Regions from separate parts of the Homo sapiens genome. Here region 2 is linked to region 1. Evidence: chromatin loops called from intact Hi-C (ENCODE). Cell type or tissue: dorsolateral prefrontal cortex. All regions are shown on one strand. Region 1 overlaps MVB12B (multivesicular body subunit 12B). Region 2 overlaps MVB12B (multivesicular body subunit 12B).

Region 1 (2,500 bases):
GGGCTGAGGGCCTACGGCGTGGATAGTTAGGCCATCAGCCCCGGCTCAGGAGAGAACATGCAGCAGGCTTTTCAACTCTGAACGCACACCAGTCCCCGGGGGGTCCCGGTCAAATGCAGATTCTGACTGGGTAGGTCTGGGGCCAGGCCTGAGAATCTGCATTTCAAATAGCTCCCAGGTAACCCCATGCTGCTGGTCTGGGGATCAGTTTAGAGAATTCTACGACCCAATCACTGGAACCTGGGAATGGGTGTGGACATGGATGGGCAGAGAGGGAAGGGCCAGAGACCACACGCTGTGCAGAAAGGAGCTGGGGAAGGACTGGTTGGGGGAGGGGGTGGGACATGGCTTGGAGGTGCTCCACTTTGGATGCTCCAAGGCCATGCCAGGGAGATGCCTGCAAACGCGAAGCATCTCAGATGATAGAGGGAGAAAGCCCAGAGCCAGGTTCCTGCAGGGCAGTGGAGGGGCTGGGGGAGGCGTCCTGGGCCGCGCCCTTCTGCTCCTTCAGTAGGTCTTGCTGTATCTACTGGGCCGGGTTCCTGGGGGTGGCAGGGAGTGCTGAGGGCTGGCCGGCCAGAGAGAGCAGGTTAAGGGCGATTGCAGCCCCAGCCCGAGTGTCCACAGCCAGAGAGCCTAGGCCCGGGCCTAGCGGGAGCTTTCTGGATGGTGAGCGGGGGAGCAGGACGCTTCCACGCCTGTGTGAGCAACTGGCTGATTCGGCAGAGGGGCTGTCGTGGGGACCCTGTGCCGCTGTCCCAGTCTCTGTGGCCAGGAGTGGGGACAGGGTCACGGGGAGGGCATGGCTGGGCCCTCCGGGCTGGGCTGAGCTCCTCTCTCCCGGCCCGCGGGCTGGGGGAGGGCGGAGAAGGCGCCCCTTCCTGCCTGCACCACGCCGGTCCCCGCGAGGGCGCACAGATTGCGCCCCCACCCTCTCTCCCTCGGGATTTTTTCCCTTTTTAGGTTATCTTGGCTGGAGAAAAGCGCCACCCACCCCCGCTTCTTGTTTTCCCTAACTCCCCAAATGAAATTTCAACATATGTCCCGCGACATAATCCCCTCTGGCTGCGGCCGCCTTCCCGCAGACGCGGTCCCTGCCCGCTCCTCCCGCCGTGTTTACCCAGGAGACGGGGCCGCTTCTGGAAGCCCTTTCACTCCCTTGGGCAAACAGCGAGTACCTTTGAAGGTGGATTTGGACCCGGATCTGTTTACTCAAGACATTAGTCTCCTGCATAAGGAAAACCTGCACTTGCGAACAAACAGCAAATCCTTTTTGAATTAAAAAAATTTTCAATTAAAAAGCATTTGGTCCGCACAGCCCGGTCCAGCTGCGCAGCGCCGGGCCTGCGCCCTCTGGTGGGCACAGGCCGCCACTGCAGCAGCTGGGCAGCCCGGGCCTGAGGCCTCTCTCGGGAAAGAGATGTAACTGTCAGGGGTTCTGCCAGGGGTCCTGGAGGCTCTGCCAGGGGTCCCGGGGACCCTGCCACTGATGGAAGCAGGCGTCTCAGGCCACGGTGCGAGAGTCTCAGCTTCTAAAAGCCTTTTCTCATAGTGAGGTCAGTGTCCTGTGATAGAAGGTGCCAACTGCAGCTTCCAGCAGCACCTGGAAAGCACCCAGCTTCGAGGCAAAGAGGGGGCAATAGAACCTACTGGTCTACCCACAACTAGGACGATTCGTGTGCAAGTGCCTTGAAAGTGAAGAGAATTAGCCCTGGTTATGCATCAGAACCAAAGGCTTTAACCACAGTGATGCATGGCCCCCACCTGTGGTTGGCAGGAGTGGTCCTGGTTTAACCGGCACGGGGACACCAGCATTTTTTGAAAACACTCAGGTGATTTCAGTATTAATTGCACTAATCACCAGAGGGGAAGGCAAGTGCACTGCCCCTCCAGCCTCCTCCCTCCTTCCCACACCAGGTCTCATACTAAACACTCTAGAGGGCTCCAGACGAGAAAAGGCAGTAAGGGGCTGTTCCCAGCACCCGAGCTTTGCAGAGAAGGAAAGTGAAGCCCAAGAAAGGATCTGACTTCCTGAGGTCCCAGAGTGAGCTGGGCAATGCTGGACGAGGCCTGGGCCCAGAGAGGCGCAGGGGGCAGGCGCTGGGCTGGCTGGGAAACCTGCATTAGGGCAGGCATTGGCACCTACCTCTCCTGGGGTGCAACTCCAGCATGGGGGCCAGACCGACAGACATGAACTAGTGAGCTCACGGGTGAATCACGATAGGGCCAGGAATGGTGTAGTCCAGAGGGCAGGGGCTGGGCCAGGTGAGGACAGGTGGGAGGGAACCAAAGGGGCCAAGGCTGGGGCCAACGAGAAGAGTCTGGTGCAGGGGTGGACAGACACTGATGGGTGGGCTTGGGCAGGCGGATGGGCCTGGCCCTAGCACAGGCAGGGAGAGGTGGGGGAGATTCTGTACAGCAGCCCCACCTGTCTGCTTCTCCAAGCCCCCCCGGCTCAGCACTCCAGTCATCCCCCTCCATCTCAGGCACTCCCACGGCC
Region 2 (2,500 bases), 64 kb after region 1:
ATAGGACAAGCAGTAATTGACTTTGAAACTCCACCCACTGCGAGGGCTACAATTAATCTGTTTTTAGCATAAGAACTGCTGCTCTGCAAAGTTCATAACTTGTAGGTTCTTTTTCCCAATCCAATTAAAACCTAAGAGTGTTCCTAAAAGGCGGCTGCACAGAATTTACTCTTCAGCTCCCGTTTCAAAGGGCGTATCTGCTAACATCCCAATCATCAAAGGGCAAGCCCCTCCAGACCAGAAAGGACCCCAAATGCCCGAACACGAGAGAGCCTCCTGGCAAAATAACCAGAAACTATGCTCAAAGATGAAGATAAAAGCAATTCTTGTGCAGTGATCCAAAAAACAGCATCTCTTTTTTTCCCCAAAATTACCTGTTTTAATAAAGTAGACATACTGTGCCAACTGAACCATTTAATTATCTGCAAAAATGATGAATCAAAACAATAGTTTGCAAAAATAAATGACTAACCTCTGATTAAAATGTCTGTCCTCATTAAATCCAAAGAAAAGGTATGATCTCTTTTTAAAAAATGTAGCCTGAAGAAACAAGCAGTCCCCCCGCATCTACAGCCGTACCCTTCACAGTGGCAGTGACCTGCCATGAGACGGGACATCTGAGGATGTTGTCTAATCTACTCTCTCCAACCCTGAGAAAAGACGGTGTGCCCCTGTGGCCTTCGAGCCTCTGGGTGCCGCCGGCCTGGCAGCAAGTGAGCTCAGGGACAGGGGACTTCCAGATGATGTGCTCGGTGGGTGGTGTGATTCTGGAGCAAGGAAAGAAACTTTTTTTTTTTTTTTTTGGCTAAAATAAGAGGTTCTGGGAGGGGAGTGGTTGGAAAGGAAGGAGCCAAGGCCAAAGAGAAAGAAAAAGAAAGGCAAAGAAGGAAAATCATTTAAAGGGTTGAGTGCCGATATGATCCCTTCTCAAACCAGAGCTGACTTGATGAAAAGGAACATGGAAAATTGAGGCTGATTTAAATGTTGAGAAGTTCTCTCTTTAAAATCATTTTACCCAGTAGCAAGCTAACATCTCCAGCAATTACACATTTCTGAACTAGAAGGGAGGGTTTGCCTTCTATTATGCCAAAAGTTTCCCTGAGCCATGCCAGGTCCCACCATTCATGAGCTCCCTCTGTCAGCTGCACCCTCTCCATCCCCGGCTGGACTTTTAGGTGAGGTCACACTGCAGGGTGAATGAGACCAGTGCCTTCTGGTATAATAAGCAGCAATTCCCTGGAATAACAATATTTACGGCAGTTATAGCAGCTCCACTTCTGGAGTGCCCTCTTGGTACTAGGCACTGGGTATTTCATGTACATTATCTTTAATCCTCAAATTCAGAAGAGAAAATATAATTCAAAATTACAAAAAAAAAAAGAAAACAGACTGCAATGTTATATAAACTGTCTAAAGTAATGTAGCTGGAAAGGGTGGATACAAAAGGGTGAACCAGTTCTAAGACCCAGGTCCTCTCAGAATCAACGAAACATTGAGTGTCATGGAACATCCCCTGTATGCTAGGCCCTGGGCTGGGCATTGGGCATCAGGCACACACCAGTGAAGGAGACATCATCTTGCCCTCCAGAATGAACCCTGAACTCCACATGATGACCAGAGATGGATCTCCTTTCTTAGAACTCGGAAACCAAGCAAATGGCCAGAGTTTTACAAGAAGCATAAATAGCCAAGGGGTTTCCTGGCCAAAGAAGCTACGTCTTGGGCCTACAAAAGGCACTACCACCTTTGGCAAAATAGGGGTGAGTGAAGGCCGTGCAATTCATGAGCCAAGGACCTTCTCACAGGAGTGAAACTGGCGTTTTGCTACACAGGGCATATTTCAGGTAAACACACAGGCAATGGAACATAAAGATAGGTGTGTTTATTGCCTCTAGGTAGCAAGCGATTAAGGACTTCTAAGTGTGTCACCAGAAGCGATGCTTAGGGCCACCGAGGCAAGCTTTACTCCCTCATTCAAAATTATGGATGTTGCCTCGCCAGTGGATCATGCGATCGTTCATGCTATAAAACAAGTCAGGCGTAAGAAACTGCTCTCTAACAAAGGATCTCAACCTTGGAGGAGAGTTCTGTATCATTCATTGTCTTACAGACAATTGTAAGACAAATCTGGGGAATCAAGAACCTTATTCTCTGGGATAGGTGATAAATATATTCCATCCAAACTCCAGGCTGCAGGATTGAAGATTTTTTTTTTTAAACATAAATGCATTTAGGACTATCACTGGCCATTAATAAAAAGAGGGAAAAAGCCATTCAGTATTCAGGGCACAAACACCAACTGTGTGACAGTAGTTGGATTCAGGTACTCTGTCCAAACAAGACAGGTGGCTTCGTTGTTCTAAAAAAGATCGGAATTTCTTTTGTCCTAATGTCAGCAGTTAAATGCATTCATTCTGACAAAAAAGGGGGACCCTCATACTGTGTAAGAGCTGAAAGATAAATCTCATCACCAAAGCTTGTGCGACTGTTCAACTTCTCC

The links. Peaks named below come from ENCODE experiments on the same cell type or tissue, not always from the same donor. Only the 100,000 strongest peaks of a DNase experiment are listed, where the experiment ranks them.
Region 2: a loop joins it to region 1, with 2.6 times the contacts of the local background. A loop is called at or near these places in 4 of 110 quality-filtered maps.

What each region holds. Positions count from the first base shown.
Region 1 is chr9:126,498,219-126,500,718 of GRCh38, reverse strand. The region is part of intron 9 of MVB12B (multivesicular body subunit 12B); the gene reads right to left. Among named protein-coding and RNA genes, the nearest start is that of NRON, 89 kb to the right of the region's middle. RefSeq lists a silencer at 1,175-1,469. In dorsolateral prefrontal cortex, CTCF peaks have their summits at 1,146 and 1,351 (motif pointing left); a DNase peak (open chromatin) is centred at 1,076; H3K4me3 peaks cover 1,172 bases; H3K27ac peaks cover 1,798 bases.
Region 2 is chr9:126,433,962-126,436,461 of GRCh38, reverse strand. The region is part of intron 7 of MVB12B (multivesicular body subunit 12B); the gene reads right to left. Among named protein-coding and RNA genes, the nearest start is that of NRON, 25 kb to the right of the region's middle. RefSeq lists an enhancer at 1-341. In dorsolateral prefrontal cortex, no CTCF peak of the experiment used is centred here; a DNase peak (open chromatin) is centred at 1,171; H3K27ac peaks cover 1,750 bases.